2 separate regions of the Homo sapiens genome follow, and region 2 is linked to region 1. Evidence: chromatin loops called from intact Hi-C (ENCODE). Cell type or tissue: A673. All regions are shown on one strand. Each heading gives the region's core, and the rest is flanking DNA. Links, peaks and the distances in the headings are about the cores only. Region 1 overlaps TMEM196 (transmembrane protein 196). Region 2 overlaps ABCB5 (ATP binding cassette subfamily B member 5).

What was found. Peaks named below come from ENCODE experiments on the same cell type or tissue, not always from the same donor. Only the 100,000 strongest peaks of a DNase experiment are listed, where the experiment ranks them.
Region 2: a loop joins it to region 1, with 2.7 times the contacts of the local background. A loop is called at or near these places in 9 of 110 quality-filtered maps.

The regions. Positions count from the first base shown.
Region 1 is chr7:19,745,278-19,761,171 of GRCh38, forward strand. The region is part of intron 1 of TMEM196 (transmembrane protein 196); the gene reads right to left. The region is part of intron 1 of LOC107986774 (a long non-coding RNA gene); the gene reads left to right. Among named protein-coding and RNA genes, the nearest start is that of TMEM196, 20 kb to the right of the region's middle. In A673, for the core only: CTCF peaks have their summits at 9,430 (motif pointing right) and 9,631; a DNase peak (open chromatin) is centred at 9,444; H3K27me3 peaks cover 914 bases.
Region 2 is chr7:20,645,751-20,660,383 of GRCh38, forward strand. It overlaps ABCB5 (ATP binding cassette subfamily B member 5), which reads left to right. Exons shown (of 28, transcript NM_001163941.2): 8 at 6-130; 9 at 211-388; 10 at 1,785-1,898; 11 at 2,218-2,328; 12 at 4,272-4,397; 13 at 5,670-5,873; 14 at 12,756-12,926. Among named protein-coding and RNA genes, the nearest start is that of ABCB5, 37 kb to the left of the region's middle. RefSeq lists an enhancer at 7,863-8,420. In A673, for the core only: a CTCF peak has its summit at 2,632 (motif pointing left); no DNase peak of the experiment used is centred there; H3K27me3 peaks cover 4,715 bases.

The sequences.
Region 1 (15,894 bases), core at 6,640-11,639:
AATTGGTGGATGCAGAACCTGCGCATAGGGAGGGCCAACTATTCTTGGTTTCACATTAGCACTAAGTATATTGGAAACACCTTGTCACAAAATACTCTATTTAATAGATCAATTATAAATTGCTCCCAGTAAAAAGATTTTTACTGGGAGGGAAGGGTTGATAATGAGTATGCCTGTCACCTTAATTTTCACCTTTCCCTGAAGATTCTTTTTTTCCCTCACAATCACTATCACACTTAGGCTTCCCACTGTATCTCTTGCCCAGCTGGGGATAAAGCCTAACACAGCTAGAATAAATTTATTTCCATTTATCTATTAACACAGCTAAAATAAGTTAATATTTTCAAAGAGACATGGCTAGAAAATAAAGAAGTACAAGAGGAAAATTAAAGCACGAATCTTCTTCCTGGTGCATAATTCATCTAATATGCCGGCCCTGTTCCATCCCACATCCTGTTGGAGGCACCCAGTGAGCCAGTACTGGGGATGCTGAGAGGACATCAAACCTTAGGAGACAAAGGCCACTTCCATGGTCATCTGCTCCTAATTGAAATTGTCCATTGGCGTATTCTATGGGTTATTTTAATAAAAATTATGGTCTTTTGGCATTTTGTTCTGATTGATATCCAGATTTTAAAAAATCAAATAACTCAGAGGACCTATATTTTATTTATTTTAAAGTGCTAAGTCATAAAAATACATGATTGCTGAAAGGTGAGATACACAGAAGAACTACATTTTGTGCTGCAGGACATGCACATTCATAGGTTGAAGCTAATACTACTAAAAGTTCTGTTCTTTGACCTACCTGGGAAATTGGGGTAGTCTAAAACGTTACCTATTATTTCTGAATCTAAATGCTAGCTCCAAGAACAATGGAAAGGAGTTATATAGAGGAAGACTTTAACCGATCATCAGTAAATAATTTCTAATCAATAGAGCTGTCCACAACATAGCTTAAGTTTCCTCATAACATAAATGAGGTCCGTTAAACGGGAAATGTTTAGGGAGTCAGTAAATGAGTACCACGTGGGAGTACAGAGGATAAGACTGGTACAAATCTGGCAAGAAGTTGAAGTAGAATCCTATGAAATATACCGACTCTCTTTTTAATTGTAATTTACCACGTGGCTAGATGCTCAATTTTCAAAGAAATGTAGATGCTCAATTTTCGAAGAATTGGAGTTCAGTGACGTATATGTGGCACTATGTAATTCATCTTTGATAAAACAAGTCAATTTAGGCTATTTCAGTGTCCTGGGATATTTATTGTTGTGAATATAAATTACTGAACTCATAGCTATATGCATGAATTGGTTAATTAAGGCTACTGAATCCAGAATTCCAGATAACAGCTTTCTATAACCAAAGAGACAACCACACTATTTTTACTTTTCTTTTGATTAAAGATCATAGCAGATAACTCTTTATGGTTTGTATTGCATAAAATTATAATTGGCATCCACATACAAATTTTGTATTTTGGGCCACCTTCCAAAATAATTAATTGATTTGTATATTTTATAGCACTGCCTGAGTTAGACGAGGTTCAAGGGGGCTTAATTGCCTTGCTCAGAACCTCAGCAGGAAGGAATTATTACTGCCTGATCTAGATTTAGAACGTATGAGATTTTTTCATTTCTGTCTTTTACACTGTAGTTCTTTCTTTGGAATTAGGTAAATCATAGAAAATCCCGGCCGGGCGTGGTGGCTCACGCCTGTAATCCCAGCACTTTGGGAGGCCGAGGCGGGCGGATCACGAGGTCAGGAGATCGAGACCATCCCGGCTAAAACGGTGAAACCCCGTCTCTACTAAAAATACAAAAAATTAGCCGGGCGTAGTGGCGGGCGCCTGTAGTCCCAGCTACTTGGGAGGCTGAGGCAGGAGAATGGCGTGAACCCGGGAGGCGGAGCTTGCAGTTAGCCGAGATCGCGCCACTGCACTCCAGCCTGGGCGACAGAGCGAGACTCCGTCTCAAAAAAATAAATAAATAAAATAAAATAAAAATAAAAAATAAAAATAAAAAAAAGAAAATCCCTATTATGTTTGTGGTGATTTTTACTCTCTGAGGTTAAACCTCTTTACAGTTGAGTTGATTATATGTCATAATTTTAATGAACTAAATATGTATTTAGGTTTAGGGAAGAGGAACACAATCTATAGTTACAATAATAAAAAGGAATGGAGTAATGTTTATCAAGCACTTGCTAGGTAACAGCCTCTAGGCTAAACATTTTGCACACATCATCTAAATGAACCTCTATATTTCAGCTGAGAAAACTGATCCTCAGATACATTTTTTTCATGTCATACAGCAGGCAAGTGGCAGAGTTGGCGTTTGAACTTCAGCCTTTTTAACTCTAGAGGCTAACCTCATTTGGAATTTTTCAATTATGATTTTACCTGAACCCTCTCAGTATTTGGTTGTTTTATTTTCCTCTATTAGAACTAAACTTCAGTTTTGTCTCTTGACAGAAAAATATTTTGTTAGTGTGGTAACAGAAACCAAAGACAGCTGCTGGTTATTTAATGAAGATCAGATCTTGGGTGATTGTGATGCGATGGGATAGGATGGAATACATTTGGGTCCACAGTATGGTGAGGGAGCTTTTCTCCCTAAAGGTTATTGGATTCTAGTCTCCGAAGAAGTACTTTCCTACCACTTGGTGGCAGTAGCTCCCAATTAATTAACAACTAAAATATTGATCGTTACCTCTAACTGGGAGTGATTTGTAAAAAGGATTACTTCCTTCAATTAATTAATTTTTCCATGTAATACATGTATTTCCACTGGTCTCTCCCATGCATATTTATTTATTATTTATTATGATTATGATTTTCTGGGGCATTGCTTACAATGCTATCCTGCATCTCCTAAGTTAAAATCCTTGCGTTTTCCTTTATAACAAAGTTTATACATAATGACAATATAAAGGTTTCCTTCATTCAACCTTATAGATTCAGAGATGTTCACTGTGGCTGTCCAAAAAAAAAAAAAAAAAAAAAAAAAAAACAGTGTAATGACAGAACTTAGAAAGAATGAGAGCTTATCAAACCAGAATTAGAAGAGACATTATAATCATTGAGCATTAACTTATTACTATGCATTTACAATAATCGAGGAACTTTAAGTGTGTTGTCTCTATACACACAACCAGTCCATTTTATAGAACAAGAAACAGGCTCAGAGAAATTTAAGTGATTCTGTCCGCTTAAACGCAGTGTATACAGCTCATAAATGGCAGAAGCAGGACACAAATCCAGTCGTCTGACATAAACATGTCCACCCTCCTCTGTGTCATGCTCCGTCTGATGATGGTAGTACTATGCCTAAGGGAAGACATGTACAGAAAGACTTCAGGAGGGAATATCAAAATTCTAAGAATGCTGAACTCTCCAACGTAAAGACAAGTAAAAGAAATGAGTTCATAGTGATCAAGATACATTTTGCTTAGCTAAAAGGCAAGTGGAAATTTGGAGTGGTCTACTAGAATGAGATAAGGCAGAAAGTTTTTTAGGAGGTAGAGACAATATTTGCCTTAAATAATTATATGAAATTGAAAGCAGAAGACTAGAATAAAAAATTACTATTCCTTAAAATCATGTTTTCTTAGCATATGTTAGGTCACAATAAAATGTTTATATGACTATTTTCAATTTAATAAAATATTGGAATATAACATTTTATGCACATTTTATTCTTAAACTAGAAAATTATTATGAATCAATGTAAATAGTGATTATCTCTGAGTGGCAGGATTATTGGCAATTTTAATGTCATTTTGTTATTTTGTATTTTTCCAATTTTCTACAGTAAACTTGTAAAAAATGATAGGATACTAAGTATAATATTTCCAGAAATTTGTCCTGATCACTTTATTTAGGCCATTGGTCTATGGCTTTTACATTTATAGGAGTTAATATATGAACAAGATAAAAATAAACCAAGAGAAGCCACCCTTCTTAGAAGTGGAGGAAGACCTACTTATAACACGTGATACGGAGAGAGCCAATCAAAATATTTCCCTCTCTTGGCTTAAGTTCCTACTATGTGAATGATTCATTTGAATTAAGTCACAGATTCCCCAAAAGCCATCCATTTAGCATGTAACCTATAAAGTGGGTGGGATTTGCATTCACAAAATTAGTATCCAAGTGGGAAAACACCTTCATCTTGCTTTGTGCGCATGTCACAAACCCTTGGTAATAACCCAGAGCAATGCTAAATGTCCTGGAAAGTTCTGCTCTTTTTTTTAAATAAATTTTTTTGTGTATATTTAAATGTATGGAACATGATGTTATGGGATACATATAGATAATAAAATGGTTACCATAGTGAAACAAATGAACATATCCATCATCTCTTTCAATGCAAGGAGAGAACAAGGCCTTTTGTAAGTTAGCCTTGTATTCATTAACAACTTCTCCAGATTTTTCTCATCTATTTTTGTTGTCTCCTTTATTTCCCTCACTCACAGTTCGTACCTCCAAATACACAACACTCACAAACAATTCTCCTACGTATTGAGGCTAAGCTCAGCCCGCTGCAGTGGAAATTAGAGTGTCAGTGAGTCATGCAATCTTAACTTGCCTGCAATCATAACTCGTCTGGCATAACTATACTACTCTCATTCCTTGCTTGACAAGTTTTCACAGTTTAGGATCAATGTCTTCCATTAACAAAGGCAGCCTTTTATATCCTAAATGACTTTGATTGTTAGAAAGTTCTCTCTCTCATTAAGCCTGAAGATTTTATACCCAGCATGTCTACCCATTGTCTACACATTAAGACAAGAGCACCATTAACCCTGGATCTTCCCCTAGGAAAAACATGCCCTAGCTTCTCAGCCATTTTCATGATCATTCTCTCCAAAACGTTCTGTTGTCTTTCTCTCTCTTTAAGAGTCAGCAAAACTTCCCATTCCTCTAAAAGAGTAGATTTTAAATGTTCTTGTCACACACACAAAAGATAAGTATGCAAAGTGATGGATATCTTACTTAGTTTGATTTAATTATACCACAATGTAAGCATATATCAAAACATCACATTGTAGCCATAAATATATACAATTATTATTTGGCAGTTAAAAATGAAACTACAATGCAAATGAATAAATTGGAAGACCTTTTTCTGTTAGTCAGAAGAGGATTTTTTTTTTAGCAAATTTCCAAGTAGTTGAGGTATTTAATCATTATTATGTCCTTACACATATTCGTATCTCACAAGAACTCCTTAACACATGTCAGCCTTAAGCTGGTGAAAAGTTGCTCTGGGGTTGTAAATACTTTTAAGCAGTGGTCCTCTGGTGCTTTACCGAGACCAGGCCATTTTCTACTCCCAAATAGGACAACAGAGATTAAAATATATGGGGTCTACAGTGCTTAGCAGTCTATAAACAAGTACCATTCATTATGCAATTTATTTCCTTTATAGGCAGTTCTATCCTTTTACAGAACTCAATAAAAATAACATCATTCCTTCAGAAATAGAGTGAATCTTGCACAATCTACACCAAAAATATACCTTCAGAATATCTGAAAAAGAACAATCATATATTATATCTTTTAAAATATTGGTTTTAAAGGTTGTAATTCCCCAACGCTATTTCCTTGAAAAGTGTTTTGTTTCCAAAGGTATCTGTAAAGGAGTAACTGTAATATGTGGATCAAGTTAAGAGGAATGGTTAAAAATGTAATGCATTCGAAGTTTCTCCCTCATTGTTGAGGAAAGACTCTCTGATTCGAAATAAAGGATGTCATGATTATTTTTATTTTATATATTTCTTGTTAGAGAAGAAATAGGAAGATGCAGAATGGCATGATTTTTCCACTAAACCATGTGAAGAAGAAATATAAATGTTGGAAGAGAAAATAATTCCTCTCCCTTGACAAGATAGATAGCATGATGATTCTGCAACAGCTAACAGAATGCAACTATACAGGGGAGAGAGGTATCTGCAATGGCTTTTCACGTTGAGCTGCTAGTTTCTGAAGCACTAGTGGAACCGTATTTATGCTCCAGGACATTTTTCATTCTGGGAAAAGGTTAATTGATAGGTGCTGTCCACAAAGGTTTGGAATATAAAACCAGCACTGCTCTTTAGAACCAAGGCTTAAAAGAAACCAATGGAGTATGACACAATGGTTAAGAGTACAGACTTTGGAGTCAGACAGACATGTGCTGTAAATTTGGCTGTGTCACACACAAGTGGGACTTATAGCAGCTAATTAAAGTCTCTGACTCTCAATTTTCCCATTGGTAAAATGGATGTACTCCTGCAGGTATGCTGATACTTATCTAAAAGTGCTGTTAAAAATATTAACGTGATAATGCTTATGATATTTTTGGTATATTTCTAATGTCCAATAAACTATAAATAAATGGAGCTGTTAATAATTATTATTAAAATTTTATAACTTTTGAGCATCTGATGGGTACAGACCAGTGTCAGAATTCCTAACAGAATTATAAAGAATATTTTATACTTTTATTTTCTTATTTACAGGATCTTCCCTTGTACCAAAACTGTGTGTATGTTTGCTTCAGAATACTCATGTTTCCTCATCCATGGAGGCAGATTTTCCTACATCACACCAATATATATACTCAGGGATTTGAGTACCATTGTTCTCTGCAACCTCTGGCCCTAATACACTAAGCTACAATTAACAAGATTTCAAGGATTGTAAGTGGACTGTCTTCTGGAAAATAATTGTGTATTAATTTCTATTTACTCCAAAGGAAGTCTTCGAAATGCTACCAATCATACTTGTTTCTGAATGTCATGTTTTAAAGCATAATGTTATATTCAGATTGTGTCGATGCTCCAAGAAACTAAAGAATAACATAAGATGTTGGTCATCATAAAAGCTTATGTCTAGTTTTGGCTCAGCCTACAATCATTTTGCAATTCAGTGTGCATGTAGCCAGATGCACAGCAGTTAATGAAAGAGATCTAGACTTACATTGTCAGCTTCAGACTCAAAACATGAATCTCAATCCTGTTTCCACTCACCACTTTTCCTGTGTCTATTACTCTTATTACTGTTCTCTCAAAACTCAAAGACACTATTGATTCCCCTCTCCTCCTACGTCATTTTCATCACATTAATTACAGTGTGCCATTACTTTTATATCCACAGTGAAATTTAGCTTTTATTCAAGGCCTCACCAGCCCTTAACAGGATTATTTAAGGGCTTTTGAGCGAGTCCCTCTGCCTTTAGTTTCTCTAATATCACTCACTCTAAGTTCATTCCTAGTATGATTTTTAGCACCTTATTAGTGCCTTATTTTCTCGTTCAATTTTTTTAATTTAATTTTATGTATTTCTTTCTTTCTTTCTTTCTTTTTTTGAGATGGAATCTCGCTCTGTCACCCAGGCTGGAGTGCAGTGGCCCGATCTTGGCTTAGTGCAACCTCCGCCTCCCAGATTCAAGCGATTCTCCTGCCTCAGCCTCCCGAGTAGCTGGGACTACAGGTGCGCACAACTACGCCTGGCTAATTTTTGTATTTTTAGTAGAGACAGGGTTTCACCATGTTGGTCAGGCTGGTCTCGAACTCCTGACCTCGTGATCCACCTGCCTCAGCCTCCCAAAGTGCTGGGATTACAAGCATGAGCCACCCGCCCGGCCTTTTTGTTCAATTTTTAAAATCAATGTCTCTCCAAATTTCTTGGCCTGGCATCAGGGCCCAAATGGATGGTTCCAAGCCAATTTGACAACTGGTCTACTGTGGATCTTCTACAGCCAAAGTGCACTTAAATTATTCTGTACACTCTCAGTTTATCCCTTTTTGCATATTCTACTTCTCTTCTTGGACAGTTTTATTCTTATTCTTACTATTCTCCAGGGTCCATCTGAAATTCTCTGCTCAGATAAAATCCCATCTTTTTCTCCTAATTCTCAGAGTACCTTTTTTATGTGGCTTATTACGTTTTGACTCATAAATATTTATATGCTTATTATCTCTGTTACTACCCCTTAAGCACTTTAAAGAGAAGTCTATTTTTTATTCTATGTTATAACCACCACCAGCACCCTACTCCCACTCAGAATAAATCAAAGAGGTACAATTTATCTAAACTCATTTTCTTACCCCTTCCCAAACCTGCCTTCATTTTTGTTTTTCTGATCTCAGCACATGTTCATTCTCTTTAACCCAGGCAGAAAGTCCGACTTAATTGCCAATCTTTTCAACCCATGTTTTTAAAAGCGTGACTCCCATGAAGTCTTGTCGAATCTGCATCTATAATTTTTCACGTAATTCCATTGCTCTTGGTGTTCCCTTCATTCTGACTCTTAATTTTAATATTAAAGGCATACACAATCCCCCTGCCTCTAATTCTTCACACTATTCCCTAGGTGATTATTCTTAAAATAAATTGATTCTAGTCTCCCTTATCCTCAAACATTTTTTGTACCTGTTCATTTCTAAAGAAGAAGGCTTCAAATCCTATAGTCTAATACTCAGGTTCCTCATAGTTGGACCAAGCCTACCTCTTCAAGCTCCCTTCTTTCTGTTCATTCTGTGCTTAGAAACCAACATTCTCTTGGCCATTCTCAAGCTCTCATAGGCCTTGCCTCCACGAGTTTGGAATATCTCTCCTCCTCTCTTTTCAAGCTCTCTCTACTTTGTTTTTCCAGGTTTGCCACCGAAGGCACATCTTTCATGAAGTCATCTATGACCCTCTTCACCTTCCTTGTGCATCCACAGGATTTGCATACACTTTATTGTGTATTGAACTATATTTATGTGGATTGAGTAGGAGGTAGTGTAGCTTAGTGATAAGGAATGACTACTCTGGAGTCATACTGACTGGGTTTGCATCATGGCTCTCCCATTTTCTGGCTGTGTGGCTTTGAGAAAGTTACTTATTTTTCCACAGTTTCCTCTTTACTGAGATGCATAACAGTGTACACTTCATAGAATAGCTGTAAATGTTAAATAAAATTGTAGGTATAAGTCACTTGGAAGAATTCAAGTGCTCGCTATCTATTATTGTTTGCAGGTATGTTTCTTCTAACAACTCTAAAGCCCTTGGATCCAGAGTCCAGTCTATTATTTATATTCAAATTCTCAGCCAAGTGCTTCATTCAAAGTTAGCCCAATAATTATTTGTCAAATTGATTCACTGGAAGCAGATGAAAAAAATCATCAGAATTTCCAAAAAGAGAATATGATTAAATGTTAATATTATAATTACAACTCTAATCAGTAGAATACAGATGGGAATCTTTTACAAGTAATCTGAAAGCTTGCAATACATCGTGAGCATTGTTTGAAGTGTGTTGTTGCCAGAGTGCAGGTTTTGATGAAATTCTTTTCTGTAGTCATGGGCTAAAAGCTTGTCAACTAACTACTCGTGGCCATGAACTATAAGAAAAAGGAAAAAGAAAAAAAAAAGTTCTGCAATTCAGAACAGAACCTCTAGGTGGCGACTCTATCTTCCTTTGTTATTTATTTACCTTAAGCAAGTCAATTAATTCTCTGGGCTTCATCTTCAAAAAGAGACAGTTGGATCACATGAAATTGTGAATCTCTCCCAGCTCTGACATTTTCTGATCACGAATCTATATAACCCTATTTTTTCCCACTCATTTTTAGCAGGCATTTCTTCGGTGTCTACCATGATGAAAATCACAGCTGATACAGCACTTATTATTTATAATGAAATGATTCTCTCCATTCTTTTTATAAGAATAAGGAGACTAATGGTAATATCACGTAACTATGGTCTTAAAGGGACAATTCATGTGAAAGTGCTCAATCTTGGGTTATGGTACATGGCAGGTGTTAATAAATGTTTATCTTCCTCCTTCCATGTGAAAAATTTCTTTTTGAACATCAGGATTCAGTGCAATTATTAACTTTATTTGTGATGCTTTCTTTAACCTTTCTACTTAGGCAAAATCTAACAAAATATTGTTTTAATGCATATTTTAACACTGATGCCCTGATCATACTTTTTGGTAATTATTAATTATATATCTGTCATTGCAAAAGGTTTTAAACTCCTCCTGGTCGACTGCTATTAAAATATATATTAAACCTTTATCACTAACATGAGACGTGCACATACAAAAATTTCAGTGAATGTTTGGTGATGAATAGATCGATGAGTGAATGAATTTCAGTTCAGTGGGAGAAGTGGGAAATAGTCTTCCCTTGCCTGGAACACTTTTGGTACTTGCCAGATTATACTATACTTGAAATCCCACTAATAAAAAGTAACAGAGAGACTTTGATTTTACTAGTAAAAAAATAAGATTGAAAGTATTGTGTCATGGGTACAAATAATTTAAGGGTTCATTTTGAGAAATGCTGTACTGTAACACCTGTTTCTGGTGTCACTACAAGGCAAATAAGCCAATTCTGCCTTTCCAGTTTATGAATATGCCAAAAAATAACACAAATTGTCTTAAAGACTTTCCTCATCTATTGTTAATGTCTTAGCAAAACAAAATGTGAGGCCAGGCGTGGTGGCTTATGCCTATATTCCAGCACTTTGGGAGGCTGAGGCAGGCAGATCACTTGCAGCCAGTAGTTTGAGACCAGCCTGGCCCACATGGCAAAACCCTGTCTCCACTAAAAATATAAAAATTAACCAGGCATGCTGGCATATGCCTGTAATCCCAGCTACTCAGGAGGCTGAGGCACAAGAATCGCTTGAACCTGGTGGGCAGAGGTTACAGTGAGTCAAGATTGTGCCACTGTACTCCAGCCTCCAGCCTGGACAGCAGAGTGAGACTCTATTTAAAAAAAAAAAAAAGCATGAAGTTTCCTGACCAGCTACTCATTTCTTTTGATCAAAAAAAAAAATGTATTCAGACAAAAGCTATGCAATAGAAATCTAATGTAAGCCACAAATGCAAACCACATATATCACTATTCTTTTTAGTAGTACATTAAAAGATCAAAAGGGGGATTTCAGCAATGTAGTTTATTTAATCTAATATATAAAAAGTATTGTCATTTTTCCATGTAATCAACATAAAACGACTTGAGACATTTTACATTCTTTTTTCCATACTCAGTCTTTGAAATCTAGTATGTATTTTTTACCTGTAGCACATCTTTGTTTTTTAAACTTTTATTTTAAAAGTTACGTGTGTAGGAGTACATCTGCAGGTTTGTTATATGGGTAAACTTGTGTCATGGTGGTTTGTGGTATAAATTATTTCCTCAACCAAGTATTAAGCCTAGATTCATTAGTTATTTTTCCTGATCCTCTCCCTCCTCCCATCGTCCACCCTCTGAAAGGCCCCAGTGTGTGTTGTTCCCGTCTATGAGTCCATATGTTCTTATCATTTAGCTCTCTTATAAGTGAGCTAATGTCTTATTAGCTCACTTTAAAAGTGAGCTCTTATTAAAAGTTCTTATTGAAAGACATTAGCTCACTTATAAGTGAGAACATGTGGTATTTGGTTTTCTGTTCCTGTGTTAGTTTGCTGAGGATAATGGCCTCTAGCTCCATCCATGTCCTGCAAAAGACCTGATCTTATTCCTTTTTATGTCTGCATAGTATCCCAGGTATATATGAACCGCATTTTCTTTATCCAGTCTATCACTGATGGGCAATTAGGTTAATTCCATGTCTTTGTTATGGTGAATAGTGTAAAGCACATCTTAATTCACACTAGCCACATCTCAAGTGCTCAATAGCCACATGTGGCTATTGGCTACTACATTTTACCATGCAAGTCTAGATGAGGCACAGTTCCAGTAATGGCTACAAGTCAAGAAAAGACAAGTTTCTTCCCAAATATCTTATCACTCAGAAAATACAATGTTTTCCTAAATTAGCTCTAAAGGCAGTTTGCTTTTTACCTGCATAAGTTTTCTGATAACCTATAGTGTAATATCCCCAAAACTTGCATCTTATATTGCAGTAGATACTTTTTTTTTTTTTTTTGAGATGAAGTCTCAGTTTGTCACCCAGGCTGGAGTGCAGTGGCGCAATCTTGGCTCACTGCAACCTCCGCCTCCAAGGTTCAAGCGATTCTCTCATCTCAGCCACCCAAGTAACTGGGACTATAGGTGCGTGTCACCACACCCAGCTTTTTTTTTTTTTTTTTTTTTTTTGTATTTTTAGTTGAGATGGGGTTTCACCAGTTGAGATGGGGTTTCACTTGACCAGGCTAGTCTTGAACTCCTAACCTAGTCACTTGACCAGGCTAGTCTCGAACTCCTAACCTCAATTGATCCACCCGCCTTGGCCTCCCAAGTGCTGGGATTACAAGCATGAGCCATGATGCCCAGTCAATGCTTTCATCTTAGTATTTTTTAAACCCTCATGTCCCCTCTAAAAGACTATTCTGTAGGTCTGAGGGTCTAAGAGGTTTAGTGAGATAGCTTGGCTGGAGCTGAAAAGACATTAGCAAAATCATGAGTTAAAGTTACTCCTTTTTTTTACTCCAAAGTAACTGATCCTTTGAGAAAATATTTTACTTTAATTATAAGTGATTGGTATATAAAATTAATTAATATTGCTTGTCTTTTATATGATATTTTAGTTTCTTACTTTCATATTAGAAAACAGCCCACTCCATCACTAGTAAATATGCTGTACTCTATCCATGGTTAAAAATAAAAGCATTAAAAAGGTTACCTTTTTAAACATATAGGATGATTAAAAGGCATTTATCTTTTAAAATAGTGTTGAATGAAGCCATTTTTATATATATACTTTTTTTTTTTTTTACTAAGAACCCCAGGCAAATGGTGTAGTAAATTTATAAATTTTAATTCATATATATTTGAATTAAAAAGAAAATGCTCAGATAGCAAATGTTAATAGCCTAATGACTTTGACATTTCCAGTCCAAAGTTTTGAATGTTCACTGCTTGATAAATGAGCTTTGGACTCTGTTTTTAAAAAAACCTTCTTGAAGGCAATTCACTTACTTATCCAAATTGATCAATAGCTCTTGTTGGTTTGGAAAATATTAGCTTCTAAAAATTAGCTTCCATTTCTCATTTGGTCTGGAAAAGCACCATGGAAAAGATGCCAAAATTGGTGTAGAAAGCCATTTCTTTGAAACTTCCAAACAGGTAGAAACCTCTGAAATCTGTTAACATACTAATTATATTTCCATTATGGCTTAGCACTGCTAATAATTTGGGATCATTCCTGTTCAGTTTTGGGTAGTGGCCAGATAACTGCATTTTCCTTTTGGTTGAAAGATTTTTTTAAGGATAGTTAATATTTTGAATCATCTGTCGAAATAATGTTAGAATAAAAAAACAGATGATTTGGACTCTGGTCCTAGTTCTACAGCTAGCCAGCTATGCTGATTCTCTGGACTTTAGTTTACTTATTTGTGAAATGATGAATTTAGAATAAATTATTTCTAAATCTCTGGTTCATTGCATGACTCAATTATAATTCTCAACCAATAGGAAGAGAAAACATTTTAATGATGCTTTCAGTGCACACGTACTCAGAATTCTATCCCTTCTTTACCCTCAGCTATTGACTGCTAGAGTCTCAGGCTACACAAAAAAGCAGAAGCTGTCCAAGACTCGTATCTGCATTGGCCATTTAATGTGCATCTTCACTCATACTTGACTTAGTCATACTTTAGCCTGCATCTTCACTCATACTTGACTTGCTCTCTCTTTTTTTACAGTAGACAAAGATGAGAATTAATAAAAAAAACTCCCCCTTTAGCTCTAAATCCAATTACCCTTCACCTACTCAAAGACTTTTTCTCTTTACATATTTATTTTTTTCCCTTTGTACCCCATTATTCACATTGGCATGTAAACATGTTCCAAAATCTCCCCTAAAAACAGAAAACTTCCTTGACTCCAAAGTCTGTTGCTCTATCTCTACACGGAACCCATCTCCCTTCACCACTAAGCCTCTTGTTTACAATGTCTAGATTCTCAATTCTCATTATATTTTCAGCACACATTGGCCTGGCCTATGTTCCCATTACCTTACTTCAGCTACTCTTGCAAAAGCAAACAATGACAGCCATGTTTCAGCCTTCATTTTACAAGGAAGTCTCTCCTTCGGTCTTTTCTTACACCACTCTTTTGGTCCTCAGCATATCTCTCTGGCCAAACTTCTCAGTACCTTTTTTCTGGTTCCTCATTTCTATCCATTCTCTAAATATTACAGTAACTAAAAGCTTTATTTCGGTGGTGTCAACCAAACATATGACCTTAAAAATATTTTGTATTTACTAATTACTCCCACACTGATATTTCTAGCACAGCCCTTTCTTCTGAACTCTAGACCTATTTATCTAACAGTCCACAGCATCTCTCTATATTGATCTCACAAGCATCTCTACTTTCACAGGTCACAAACAGATTCTTGATCTCCCATCCTACACCAGACACACACACATGCACGCACACACACGCAGGCACACACACACATGCACACAGAGTTTTTTTCTAATTATCTACTTCTCAAAAGACTAAACAGAAACTCGATTCTATCATTTGCTTGATCTCAAAATCTGGTAATTATTCTTAATACATCCCCTCTATAATGGCATAAAATTGAACACAAAACACAAGGTCTTATCAAGTAACTATCTGTGCTTCTATTTTTTACCACCTCTGCTTTCATTGCAGTAACCATTGTATCATACATCTTAGTAGCCTCCTAATTACACCTGTGACTTCCTGTGTGACATCAATATATTTTCTAAACTGAAAACCAGAATGACCTTTATAATCTTGTCCATTTCCTGCTCAAAAGTTTTCCATAGATCCTTTTATAATTACGGAAAAATCTAAATGTTGTGGCACGTATATAAAGTTCTAATTTTTACCCCTATTAGGCTCACTATCTCACTCAATGCCTTCTACCTCCTCCCCCTCAGGTCATACTTCAGTCACCCTGGACTTCATTCAGTTTCTGAAACACACCAAAGCTTTCCTATCTCAGCATCTTTACTCACGCTATTCCTCTGCATGAAACAATGCTCTTCCCTCTATATGTCTGACTAATGCCTCATCATTCCTGAGAAAATATTGCTTCCTCAGAGATGCTTTCCTGATTTTCCCACTGTTAAGAAAGTTATTTTATATTCTTCATAAGCCTATATATTTTCCTTTTTTTTTTTTTTTTTTTTTTTTTTGAGACGAAGTCTCACTCTATTGCCCAGGCTGGAGTGCAGTGACATGATCTTGGCTCAATGCAACCTCTGCCTCCTGGGTTCAAGCGATTTTTCTTCCTCAGTCTCCCAAGTAGCCGGGATTACAGACATATGCCATCACGCCCGGCTAATTTTTGTATTTTTGGTAGAGCCGAGGTTTCATCATGTCAGCCAGGCTGGTCTCAAACTCCCAACCTCAACCAATCTGCCTGTCTCGGCCTCCCAAAATGCTGGGATTATAGGCGTGAGCCACTGCGCCCAGCCTATTTTCCTGTTTAACATAGCACAATCTTTAATTTTAATTTGTGTATTATTTACTCATTGTCTATATTTCTTTTTTAATTAAGCAGCAGAAGATCAGGGATTATGGTTATTTTATTTACTGCTAGACCCTCAGGACAAAATCACAACATAAAACACAGTAGCCGTGGAATCAATATTTGTTCACTAAATCTAACAAGAAAGAGAACCGAGGAGAGTAAGCGGGTGGCTCATGAGAGTCATAACAGAAGCTTGTGCTCCTGGAGTCCCGCAGAGCTTTCTTCCACACCACGCTGTCTTTTCCTCTTTTGTCTCATCCCAACCCAGTGTGGACTACAGAGTTAAGGCCCATCAAGTGTTATTGCCGTTGACCTCAACGTTGACTTGGCCCCATCTTCATAAGCCTAATCCCTGCAGGTCCCACTCCCTGGGCTCACAATCCAGATCCCTGAGCCTTCCTTGCCTTTATTAGACTTACAGACCTCCTCAGTGGTCTTGGCTTTCAGCTTTCCCC
Region 2 (14,633 bases), core at 1-5,000, 890 kb after region 1:
TACAGATGGTCATCTCATTGACCAGTAAGGAATTAAGTGCCTATTCCAAAGCTGGGGCTGTGGCAGAAGAAGTCTTGTCATCAATCCGAACAGTCATAGCCTTTAGGGCCCAGGAGAAAGAACTTCAAAGGTCTTTCCTTTTAAATATAACAAGATATGCTTGGTTTTATTTTCCCCAGTGGCTACTAAGTTGTGTTCTGTTTTTGTAAGGTATACACAGAATCTCAAAGATGCAAAGGATTTTGGCATAAAAAGGACTATAGCTTCAAAAGTGTCTCTTGGTGCTGTGTACTTCTTTATGAATGGAACCTATGGACTTGCTTTTTGGTATGGAACCTCCTTGATTCTTAATGGAGAACCTGGATATACCATCGGGACTGTTCTTGCTGTAAGTCTTGTTTGAGAACAAGGTGTCAGGCCTGGATAATCTTTCCTTACCTAGTTTAGCCAAAATTCCTCTTTGAAGATAAATATTCAAAGATGGATGTTTTTATTAAACAAATATTTGTTTCCCTCAAATTATCTGTATACACCTTTAAATTATAGTTATGAATTGACAGCATTTATTCATCCAGCATGTTTTAGTGTCCTCGCTGTGTCAAGCATCTGCATTCCGCTTTTGGAAGAATCATAATTGAATTCCCCACTGGGAAATACACTGAGTTTTGTTAATCTAGCAGTGAAAAAGGCCATTCTCTTGTGAGACTTTTCCTTTCATCTGGGCTGAGATCAGACGGAGTTCTGCATTCACCTTGCTAAATGTCTTCTCTCTGGAAATGGTCTGTAGAGTTTACACTCACCTCCTCTTCCTCTGTCCTTTCAGCATGTAGTAATTTAAAAAACAGACTACATATAGCTCTGTCCAGTATCACAGTTTGGAGACTTTTAAATTCTTATGGGTTATGTGTTAAATAATAATTTATTCAGTTATCCTCTTAAGTTACAATAAACAGATCAGTTCAGGATTAAGAAACATTTGTCTTGAGGAACCAAAATGATCTGCTCTTTATACTTTGATCCTTGTTTGGCCTTTCCATTCTTACAGATTTCTCTTCTTTCCATTAAATTCATCTTTTGAATTTGAGGCATTCATAATTAAGACTTTTAGCTATTCATTTATTTCATATAAAGTGAAATGTGAGCATGAACGATTTTTCACTCATCCTTGCTCCTCAATTTATGTGTGGCTGGGTATCTGGCTTACTAAGCCTAAGCATCCTCATCTATATGATAGGAGTAAGAGCTCCTAGCTTGAGGGATTCTTTTCTTATTTGACTTTTTGCAGAGATGAGTCTGTCTTAAAATGGACAGCTGTCCCCTAATACAAAAATTCAAAAACGGTTTGAGTGAAAACAGTACAATGTCTCTGAGCCAATAAAATCTACTGAATTTTTCTTTTTAAAGTTCAAGGGGTCACCCAACAAGGAGGGGAGTGCAACTCACCATGGGGTTTATACATGGTCAGCACACTTCAGTTAGCAGATTTTTCTGGTCACACATCCCAGCATGTGATAACCACAAGACTATGAGATAATCAAAAGTTGTTCCTTATTAGGAAAAGGCCAAGGATACTTGGATTAATCTGTGTTTCTATTGCTTCTCGGCCTTTTGGCTAAGATCAAGTGTAATCTGTGTTCTTTTTTATTTGGTCATATCTTCCATTCTTTCTTACCTAATTCCTCTAATATCTCTCTGTGAGCCTAAACCAATAATTATATATTACATTCTATTGTCTTTCTTATATAACTGCAGAAAGATAAATATCACTTTGTTTGTTCCTGTAGGTTTTCTTTAGTGTAATCCATAGCAGTTATTGCATTGGAGCAGCAGTCCCTCACTTTGAAACCTTCGCAATAGCCCGAGGAGCTGCCTTTCATATTTTCCAGGTTATTGATAAGGTAAGACCTCTTATTGCTTTGAAGAATAACTATCATTACTGCAAGAAGGAGACAAAAAAACATACACCCTCATTTTCACTAAAACAATAGGATGGACAAATTTAATGTTGGCCAGTTGTTTATGGGAAAGAGAGACTGCCTTTAATTCTTTTCTAAGAGGAGATTGTGTTGTATTGAAACCTTCATGTCTAACTCAATGCACTTCTAAAGCAGAAAGGAAACTGTCATGGAAGAAAACCATCCTTATACTATTTTTAAAATGTAGAGACTGTCAGTTTACTCCTTTGAAGATTTATAACATTTCCTTTGTTTTTCCAAGAAACCCAGTATAGATAACTTTTCCACAGCTGGATATAAACCTGAATCCATAGAAGGAACTGTGGAATTTAAAAATGTTTCTTTCAATTATCCATCAAGACCATCTATCAAGGTAGGTTAAAACAAATTACGCAATTGTGCAGTTTTCTGATATTATCTTCTACTGGCCAAGATCTTCTCTGACATGATTACTTAGGATCACTTTTTTCCAAGATTTTGGCTACTTTGCTTAGAGACTTGAGGAGGTAGATAAATAATGGACAAATAACTCTGGATCAACTAGTTATATTTTGCAGCATTCTTTCTATATTCAACTGACTAAAGCATTTTCAGCTCCGTGAAATTCTTCTACTCTGGGTTTGGGAACACACCTAAATGTCTTGGGTTGACGCTGCCACCTGTTGGTGGTTCCTAGATGCTACCCCACTCAACATACTCATTTTAACCCCCTCCTCTCTAACCTAGGAGAATTATGCACATGTGCCTTTCCCTTCTTCCTTTCCTGGGGCTTTTACTGCAGCAGCAATTGCGGCTAGTACTTTATCGCCTTTACACACACGCACACACACACGCAGTTTATCGTACTCCATCATTCAGTCTTTGACAAGTTCTTGTGAAAATGTGTGTCTTTTTTATTGTCTTCCCCCTTTCACTTCATTAGTGTATTTACCAAAAAAGTAGTTGTTGTTAAAGATTGCACAAGGCGATTACTAATAAAACACTGGCTTCATAGAAAAAGACATGATTTTAAGTGAAATAGATAAAATTACTAGTGTGATCAATTTCTAATGTCTGCTACAGAATTTGTATAAAGACCTACCTACTCCTACTTCCTTATTTTTTTTCTGATTAAAACTTTGATCGAAATTCTCTTTTCAAAGCTCTTTAGTTTTGAAAGTTGTTACTTAATTACCGATTACCATTATTGGTATAGTATTGACTTCCACCATTTTTCTTAACTGTACAGTATTTCAAACTACATTTTGCAACTGTATTTGGATTGGCTTCCTAGGGACTTCAGCACCAATTGTGCCATTATATTGCATGGGAAAGTGTTCTTTGGGTTTTAAACAACTATTTTTAAAATGAACTTTTGAAACATAACCCTTTTTGTTAAACTAAAGAATGAAATTTTGGGGGGGTCCACCTATTTTAAATAAATAAATTCTTTCAAGGAATGACCAGAAACCAAATCTAGAGTAAAAGTGCAGGTGTGAGAAGAGGTACTCCTACTGGTGGTCCCCGATTTCTCACCTCCTTCAGAGAACTTTTCTCGGCTTGGCCCTCTGAAGGTTTTATGTTTGGCTTATGCAAAGGGTCCATTGCTTTACAAATGGTGAGATCAAAGCAAGAGAATTCAAAGGGAGATTCCCCTGTTTAGGGCTAACTACATACAGATGCAAGCAAAGATAGGTGAGAATTTCTCAACAGGATCACTGTTGTCATTTCGAGAGGGTAATTATTGTGAGGCTTCAATCACATTGCAGGTCCCTGGCACACTAAATGCTGTAGCAACCCCAGTCATTGAGAAAATGTTTAAAGTGTTCCCTCATGGGTCACCATGAGCCCACCAAGGTTTCTAATGATAAACTCTCATCTATCGGGAGCCACTAAGAAACTTTGCCAGCTGTTTTCCTTTAGAATATGCTTTGCAATTATGTTAGTATGTCCTAAGGAGGAGCTTCATTAAATAGCTTGTGAAAATATCTGGCAAGATCTCATTTACTTGTTACAAATTAAGACTTTCATTAACTTGATAGTCAAAATTCATATAAAATATTTTAGTTGAAAATGTGAACAGTTTACTAGTTAATATTCTGAAGTACTCTTAATTTAGTTCTCTTTACATAGAGAGATAATGATAGATTCTTTTACTACTATTTTCTGAAATTATTCAGGCTATTACTACACATGTACATGAAACAAACATAACAAGATCTAAATTTGTTTTTAGAAGAATTTGTTTTTGGTTATAATTATGTACTCATTTTCTGAAAATGTGTCCATCATCTTCTTATTGTGGTTTTATGATTTTCCCTCCATACATTCCAATAGATTCTGAAAGGTCTGAATCTCAGAATTAAGTCTGGAGAGACAGTCGCCTTGGTCGGTCTCAATGGCAGTGGGAAGAGTACGGTAGTCCAGCTTCTGCAGAGGTTATATGATCCGGATGATGGCTTTGTAAGTGCAGCTAGCAAAACCATGCACAGTCCACCTAATGGAATCTGGAAACACCGCAGGGCTGGCAGCTCTGTAACTTTTCATTTTCAACAGTAGAGCTGGGAGAGAAGCCATATTGTTTTCTTTCCTTTGTATCCATTCACTCAGCAAATATTTATTTAGAGCCTACTATGTGTCAGGCACTGTTTTAGGTTCTGAGAATACCTAGGTGAATAAAACAGATAAAAATCTGCCCTCATGAAGTTTACATTCTAATAATCAGAGGCAGACAATAAAAAAATAAGTAAATTATATAGTATGTTAGAAGGGAGGGAATGTTGTGGAGAAAAATAGCGTATTAACATCTGTACCCAGTACCTATCAAGAATTTCAAAGTTTGTTCCAGAAGAATGATGTAGAAAACATCTCCACTTTTCTTTTCCTTTTTTTTTTTTCTTGGAGCTTACAGTGTTGCACTTAACTTTCTCAGCCTTGTAAGTGGCATAGAGGATAAGACAGTGATATTCAAAAGTGATTAATTCTTAATGCTTCTGTTCAAAGTTTCAACAGTTATTTTTAAAAGAAAATCTACTCCCCTAGAGCCTGGCTTTATTTAAATTTTACTTCATAGTTTTCATTTGGAGTATCCTAGACCCATGTGACTACATAAATTATTAGATGAGTGTTATGTGTATAAAAGAGTTGCATAGAATATCCATGCCCTGACAGAAAACAAGGGTTGGTAAGAAATAGAGACTCTATGAGTTAGAATTACCAAACCCTGGCTTCTGTCACGGGAATATGTTGGGGTAATTGGCAATGGCACCACCCGTGGAGAAGCCAGAGGTCACTTATTATCATGTAGAGCAATGAATAGGAGACACTTTTGTCTTTTGCAGAGGTGTGAGATGTTGAAATAATGGCGGCTATTTCCTAGAAGAAATGTAAGGGTCACATCCAAAACTGAAGTTTTTTGTATGTGTCTACATAATAACATTTGCGGAACCTAGAGTATGTATCTTTATAATATCTAACTTGTGGATCTTAGAATAAAGATAATCAGATGATCTGGCAAGGTTTTAGGCCAATTATTCTTTTGCAGTTTTGTTGGTGCCCATCTACCAGAAAAAGTCTATGGACAATATATATGTTAGAAATATTTTATCAAAATATAGTCAGTCTTTGATTTCTAAAATATGCTACTTCTCAGCTTATATTTTGGTCTAGTATGAAAAACCCTAAAATCAATACAGTAAAAGGCATCACAACATGGTTCATTCTTTGGATTGGCAGATCATGGTGGATGAGAATGACATCAGAGCTTTAAATGTGCGGCATTATCGAGACCATATTGGAGTGGTTAGTCAAGAGCCTGTTTTGTTCGGGACCACCATCAGTAACAATATCAAGTATGGACGAGATGATGTGACTGATGAAGAGATGGAGAGAGCAGCAAGGGAAGCAAATGCGTATGATTTTATCATGGAGTTTCCTAATGTGAGTACACTGTGCAGCCTGTGTCCTTAGCTTATGGTGGCAGCGCTGCGACATTCCAATATAAGGTAATGAAACAACAACTGATGCAGAATAGTAGGGGTGTGATTAAATTCTGGATTGTCCTAGAACAAGCTTGTCCAACCAGTGGCACAAGATGGCTTTGAATGAGGTCCAACACAAATTTGTAAACTTTCTTAACACATTATGAGATTTTTTTGTGATTTTTAAAATCTTATCAGCTATTGTTAATTTTAGTGTATTTAATGTGTGGCCCAAGACAATTCTTCTTTCAATGTGGCCCAGGGAAGCCAAAAAATTGGACACTCCTGTATGAAACATCTGTAGAGAAGAATGCATAGTAACAACCAAAAGAAGAAATGCATCATTGAAAGGCCAGATTGAAAAGAATCATATTTTGTTCTGCAATTGAAAAAGAAAAAAATGAAAGATATGTTAAAGCATAACAAAGAAATATGAAACAAAATCATCAGACCAAGCTGAGAAATTATGTCTAAAATGTTTATTTGCGAGGCCATCTTGTGGCTGAGAGTGGGAAAGTCATACACACAATGTTCAGATTGGTTCTGTGACAAACCACAAGAAAAACTATGATCATTTTTTAAAGCACAGGAAGCTAACATTGCATAAGAAATGTGAAATCAGGCCGGGTGCGGTGGCTCACGCGTGTAATCCCAGCACTGTGGGAGGCCGAGGTGGGCAGATCACCTGAGGTTAGGAGTTTGAGACCAGCTTCGCCAACATGGTGAAAATTCATCTCTACTAAAAAGACAAAAAAATTAGCTGGGTGTGGTGGCGCACACCTATAGTCTCAGCTACTAGGGAGGCTGAGGCAGGAGAATCACTTGAACCTGGGAGGTGGAGATTGCAGTGAGCTGAGATCGCACCACTGCGCTCCAACCTGAGCAACAGAGTGAGACTTTATGGGAAAAAAAAGTGAAATCATATTTGGAAAGCAATATAGTCCCCAAAAGAGTGAAATCATATTTGGAAAGCAATATAGTAAGCTAAAATTATTGTTAACCAGACTTACGAGATCTTAATGGGTATTTAGAATTAATGGGGTGCTGTAAAGCCTTTTTTTAAAAATATTTCCTGAAGTATTAGATCCTCAGCATCCCCTGAAATTGTTGTGCGGAGCACCTTGTTACATATGAAAGGATGAGATTTGCAATTAAAATACATATAAAATTCCACCATCCCAGAGGGTCACAATAACAGAAATGTTTATTTTAATGGGCATATTTCACAAACCAAACTTGACGGACTGTAATAATTTTATTCTTGGTTTTTAATTTAAAAAATTTGTTATGCCAGTAATTGTCTCTTGTCCCCATTATTTAGGATCATAATTAGGACATATTTAGGCCAAAAAAATCATTAAAGATTTAAGGTGCTTCTTAAATCTTTGGGAACACACATTTCCTTTTGTTGATGTTTTGCCCCTTTCAATGACTTCCTTTCCTTAAAACATCAATGCTCTCATTTCCCACTTAGAATTAGGGAGCTTTCTGATGCCTCTTAAATCATACCCTGTAAGTTACTACTTGCTTTTACCAAAAGCCAAATACTACACAAAGATGTCCCTTGCTATAAATCTAATAATAAATTCAGAAGATATAACCAAAATAAATTAAAGATAGTAGCTTATCATGATGAAACCTAAATTCCACAGCCATAGCTAACCAGAAAAATGAGGAAACACAATAATGAATGAAAGTTCCAGAAGTGGCTAATTTAGGTAGGTAAAAAATTGGGGAAAGCTATTGTAAAAAAATGTATAACATTACTTCCCTTATAATATACACAGATTTTAAAATTAATGTATAATAATTAGCTGATACTGGTTAGCCTTTCACTCATAAACAACCATGAAATTGGATAAAACATATGAGGCCAAGGGCAGTCATTTCCATGCATTGGATGAGAGGTAATGAAAGACTGATTCCTAACAGAGAGGAATCTCATAAAGGTACTCCATGAATTCTGTCTGGGAACACTGAGCTGAAAGGCAAAGCTCAAATTTCAGGGCAGCTTGGGCAGCTGGAAAGGTGATAAGAAATCACCTGTGGCGATGAGGCAGGGGCAGAAGCCCAGTCTGTATGGGCATCCCTCAGGAATCCTTGTCTGAGGATAAGACTACCTACCCAAGGCTCACCAGAGAGTGGCAGCCATAAAGCTGCAAGCGGAACACTGGATAGAAGTCAGGCAGTGCTGCGGGGGCGTTGAAAGTGCAGCGCAGCTGGAATGGAGAGATCACATTAACACCTTTTTAACCCCCCAGGCAAGTAGCTAAAACACCAAAAAAGCCACACCTTAGGAGTCAGGACCACACCTTAGAGTAAGATCTACCTGCCCTAACAAACCCTGAGACCAAGCCATGACAAGATGCCCAGAGAAGAGAGGTTTTGGAGGTTGTGTTCTGCCAAGTTATGTGGCTTTCTACAAATTCACCCCAAGGAAACCTAAAATGAAGATTGCACAAGTTCAAGATCAGTCAGTGCTTGAGTTGCCTACTAGAGACAAAAATCAGCACTGTTTTTTTTTTGTTTTTGTTTTTGTTTTCAGAAGAAAACAGAACTTAGAGTCTCTTCAACACAACAATTACAGTACTCAGTACATCATTTACAAAAACCAGACATGCAAAGAAACAGAAAAATATGGCCTGTATGCAAGAAACATAATCCTAAAAGTTTATTCTTTAAGAAAAGGGCTTCAAAATACATGAAGCAAAAACTGATACATCTGAAAGGAGAAAGACAAATCCACAACTTTAGTTGAGGCCTTCAGTGCTTGATAGAACAAGCAGGTGGAATATCAGTAAGAATATAGATGAACAATACTAACAGGCAGCTAGATTTCACTGGCATTTATACGACATTCCAGCCAACAACAGCAGAATACATTCTCAAGTGCACACGCAACATTCTCTAAAATAAACAATATTCTGGGCCATCAAAACAAACAAAACAAAACTGTAGCTCTTTCAAATAATAGAAAACATAGAAAATATGTTCTCAGACCATAATATAAGTAAACTACACAAATATTTGAAAAATCACAAAAAACAATTCTAAAGAATATATATCTCAAAAAAGAAATTTCAAGAAAAATGAAAAACTATTCTGAACTAAATCAAAATGAAATTGCAATGTATTAGTATTTGTGAGATATAGTTAAAGTATTGCTCTGAGAGAAACTTATAGTATTTAATGCTTATTTTCGGAAAAGAAAAAAGATCTACAGTCTGCAAACCTAATTTTCACCTACAGAAACTAGAGAAGGAAGAGCAAATTAACCCAAAACAAGCAAGACTAAGTAAATAGAAATTACAGTAGAAATCAGTAAAACCAAAAACTGAAAAACATCAATTACTGAAACCAAAAGCTGGTTCACTGAAAAGATTAAAAAAAAAAAAAGTATAACTGTAGCAAAGCTGAAAAAAGAGAGAGAGAGAGAAAAGAGATGGCCAGTATCAGGAATGAAAGAAGGTACATGACTATTGATTCTAAGGACATTAAAAGGTTAATAAGGAAATATAAACAGCTGGGCATTTTTTGACATAAAGTCCTGTAATCCCAGCACTTTGGGAGGCTGAGGCAGGTGGATCACTTGAGGAAAGGAGTTTGTTACCAGCCTGGACAACATGGCAAAACCCTGTCTCTACTAAAAATACAAAAAATTAGCTGGGTGTGGTGGTGCACACCTGTAATCCCAGCTACTCGAAAGGCTGAGACAGGAGAATCACTTGAACTCAGGAGGCAAAGGTTGCAGTGAGCTGAGATAGCACCACTGCACTCCAGCCTGGGCAACAGAGCAAGACTCTGCTCCCCCGCACCTCCCCCCAGCCCCCCAAAAAAAGCTAGATGTCTAAATAACGGCAACAGTTACAAATGAAATTAAAATAAAAAGCAGTATTCACAAAGCATCAACAGACAAAATGCTTAAGAATAAATTTAATGAAAGACGTGCAAGTCTTCTAGTAAAAACTATATTATGCTGATAGACATGAAAAGATCTAAAGAAATAGAAAGTACCTTATTCATTGATTTAGAAACTCCATATTTTTAAAGATTTGCATTCTCTCCAAGTTGATATATAAATATTGTGCTTTATCAATCAAAATCTCACCAGTTTTTATGTGTATGTGTAGAAACTGACATGTTGATTCCAAAATTTATTTGGAAATTCAAAAGACCAACAATAGCCAAAACAATTTTGAAAGAAAGACCAAAGCTGGAGGACCTAAATATCTAATTTTAAGACAGCAATTAAGATCGTGGTAGTGGCATAATGATGGTTGTATAGATCAGTACAATGGAACAGAGAGACCAGAAATAGATTCACAAATATCTACTAAGTTAATTTTTGACAAGGCGAATGGAACTCAGTGGGGGAAAGAAATATCTTTTCAACAAATGGTGCTGGAACAAATGGTTATCCTTGTGGAAAAAATAAAATGTGACCTTTACTTTACATCACACACAAAAATTAATTTGCCATAGACCTTGTACCAAAATTGTAAAGCGTAAACTTCAAAAATTAAAACTTACGAAAAAATCTTTGTAACTTTGAGAGAGGCAAAAGTTTCTTAGACTGAAAAGCATTACTATAAAAAAAAGATAAACTGGAGTGTACTAAAGTTAAAACCTCCTTTTTAAAAGACATCATTTAGAAAACAAAAAGGCAAGACAGAGAGCACAAGAAAATATTTATAATATACATGTCCGACAAGGACATGAATCCAGAATATATAAAGAACTGCTATAGCTTGATGAGGAGACAAAAAATAGAAATTAAAAATGGGCAAAAATTTGAACAGACATTTTACAAAAGAAGAATCAAATGAACAATACATATATTGAAAATATGCACCATTATTAGTCACCAGAGAACTCTAAAATAAAACGATAATGAGATACCATTTTACACTCTTAGAATGGCCAAAATTAAAAAGACTAACAAATGTAACTTTTGGTGATGATGTAAGCAATTAGATCTCTCATTCATTCAAATAAAAGTGAAATCAGTATAATCATTCTAGAAAGCAATTTGGCAGTTTATTATAATGTTAAACATACACTTATGACTCAGCATTCTATTCCTAGGTATTTATTCAAAATAAATGAAAACATGACCACAAAAATATCTTGTACATGAATATTCATAGCAGCTTTATTTATAATAGCCAAAAATAGGAAACAATTTAAGTGTTCATCAGCAGTTGAATGAACAAATTGTGATAGATCTAATTTTTCTTTTTCCTTTTTCTTTTTTTTTTTTTTTTTTTTGATATGGGGTCTCACTCTGTCACCTAGGGTGGAGTGCAATGCACAATCTCAGCTCACTGCAGCCTCGACTTCCCAGGCTCCCAGGCTCAGGCAGTCCTTCCACCTCAGCCTCCTGAGTAGCTCATGCCACTACACCTGGCTAATTTTTGTATTTTTTGTAGAGACAGGGTTTCACCATGTTGCCCAGGCTGGTGTCAAACTCCTGGCTTCAACCAATCCACCCACCACAACCTCCCAAAGTGCTGGGATTACAGGTGTGAACCACCACACCCGGACAAATTGTGATAGATCTAGAGTTGCCAGATGAACTACTGGATTCCCAGTTAAATTTGAATTTCAGATAATGAATAATTTTTTAGCAATATTGCATAAAACATACTTATACTAAAAAAAACTCATTGCTTTTCTGAATTCAAATGTAACAGCTTTGTGTTTTCTTGTGTGTTGTTTGTTTTTGCTAAATCTGGCAACCCAAGGTAAACTCGCATTGTGTGGAACACTACTTAGCAATAAATAGGAGTGAACAACTGATACAACATGGATGAATATCAAAAACATTAAGCTAGGTAAAAGAAACAAGCCAAAGAAGTACATACTGTATGATTTCATTTACATAAAGTTCTAGATCCAGGAAAATTCATGTATAGTGATAAAAATCAAATCAGCGGTATCTGCAGGCATGGTATGGGTTTTGACTGAAAAAAGTGACATAAGGAAACTTACTAGGGCTACAGAAATGTTCTATATCTTTATTGGTATGGTGGTAACATGGGTGTACTCATTTGTCAATACTCATAGACTTATATCCTTAAAATGGATGCATTTTATTGTGTGTAAATTTCTTCAAAAAGCCTGATTTTTTAAATGTGAAGATCAATCTCTAGAAATTAAGGGTTTAGAAAGAATATTTAAATTTATCTCCGTGAAGAAATAAACTTTGAATCAGGGACGTAACCCAGTAGAATATTACTAGCCATGTTTCCTGGGCGCTAGAAGTTACCCCTACCACAAATATGGAAGACAAAATATCTACTTTGTTAAAGATAAATTTATTTTAAAACAAATCAAAAGAACACCTAAAAAGTATCTCAAGATGGAAAAAACGTTTTAGGGGAAAGTTTGTTTTGGTAGCAATTTTTTTTCATGCTGTTTTTCAGAGTATCCAGGAAGGAAATTGTGGGTAACATACCAAATTGCTAATAAACACTGCAGAAAATAGGTATTTGTATTACAGTGGTTCTTTTAAAGATTTCAAAGCATTCTAAAAATATCTAAAAGAGATTTGGACATTAGTTTAAATTATTATTAATTTTTCTAAATACATTTGATTATAATGAGGTCTAATTTATTTTAGTCCTAGCCAAATTTTTCTTATGTCCTCTCTTCTTTGGGCTCTTTTTTTTTTTTTTACAGCGGTTTGTTTTCACAAAGAACAAATCAAAAGACATAAGCACCCAGAGGCTGAAGTACTGATTAAGCTGATATTAAAACACAACTGGGATTGTCATTTCCTGTTCTAACCATTTGATCACGCTGCCTTCTGTTTCTGTGCTTCTTTCCTATTTTTCATTAGAAATTTAATACATTGGTAGGGGAAAAAGGAGCTCAAATGAGTGGAGGGCAGAAACAGAGGATCGCAATTGCTCGTGCCTTAGTTCGAAACCCCAAGATTCTGATTTTAGATGAGGCTACGTCTGCCCTGGATTCAGAAAGCAAGTCAGCTGTTCAAGCTGCACTGGAGAAGGTAAGTGAGCAGAAACGTTTCTTATTTCCATACTCCTGGTTCATTATTGTTTTGAAGTACAAGAAAGTATAGATCTGTAATAGATTACTCAAGTTGAGAGCCCTCTTAAGGTATAAAGGCAGGATGTTAATCCACTGAGAACTTACGTGATGGCTATAGGAAGTGGTTTAGAGGACAGAAGGAGATGCTGTGGTTGGTTGGTGTAAAAATATATACATGAGGCTGATACACAAGCAATCATCCAGTCTATACCTCCATTCCAAGTGGTTTGCACTTTCCACCTCCCTAGAGTGGCCCACCACTATCATCACTATTATAACCATGCCCACCCTTTGCTTCTTCTACATACACCTGTGGGATTCTCTTCTCTGACCACTTTTCTTCTTTAGGATACCCCCAGGTATTCATTTTGACCTAATTTCACCTCAAGTGGAGAATCGCTGACCTTGAACCAGCGCCCTTCGACAGCTCTGGCCCCTCAAACCTCACCCTGACCTCCTGCTGCCTATGAGCTACTGCACATACCTCAAGGCCATATGCAGTTGTGGCCCTGCACCAAATTACACTGAATCTAGGAGGGGAGTTGGCAGTGGCGGTATGAAAAACCATTGAACAGTTTTCTCGATGGCCTGACTCCCTTATAAACCAGAGCCTTCAGACCCCTTACAAGGCTTAATGGCACATTTTACTTTGCATTTGCTTGGAAGTGAGTTAAGCGTTTTTTTTTCTCTAAGAAAATCGCAGGCTTCTTTTTTTAAAATGCTGACTTTATGGAACCAGAAACGGATACTGGCAGGCTAAATGTCCACTGCTTCTTGAAAAATCTCTTAGTTACTATTATTTAGTAGCAAATCAGATTGTGCAAGTTTGAACGCTTGTTTCCCTCCCATAATAACAATGCCACATGTTGCTTGTGTGATAAATAATCTTTGTTTACTGTGGACACTTCGGCAATTTGGTTCATCTTGGTACAGAAAATACAAAGACAGGACTAATATTTTATTCATTTTTTATACTTAGTAACTAGGACAGGGATCTGTATTTAGACTATATTCAAGCCTCGCTCTGTCACCCATGCTTGAGTGCAACCTCTGCCCACTGTGTTCAAGCGATTCTCCTGCCTCAGCCTCCTGAGTAGCTGGGAGTACAGGCGTGCATCACCACACCCAGCTAATTTTTGTATTTTTAGTAGAGACAAGGTTTTGCCATGTTGACCAGGCTGGTCTCAAACTCCTGACCTCAGGTGATCCGCCCACCTCGGCCTCCCAAAGTGCTGGGATTACAGGTGTGCGTCTCCGCGCCCGGCCAGTTACATAAGATTTTAAAAAATGTATTGTAATAGGCTCTCTGATTGTTTAGAAGGTTTCATGTTGTGCCCGCAGTATTTTCATCCACTGGTAATCACTTTAGGTAATCAAAACTAGTTCAGACTTTTAAAATAAATAGTTGCTTGGTGACATGATAAACTAATAAATGTTATTCTTATTGGTTAATATGAAACATCTATCAAAAGTGAAAAAAGAAGAATGCAGAATGTTTGTAAACTGATTCCAAAATTACACAAAATAGCAACTGTGAAAAAAATGAAGGCAATATATGAAAATAATAACAGCTATGTGGCATAATTATGGGGGAATTTAACTTATTTCAAAAATTCATTTACTGTCCCTGTTTTTCAGTTGTTTAAAGGAGAAAGAGATTAAATCA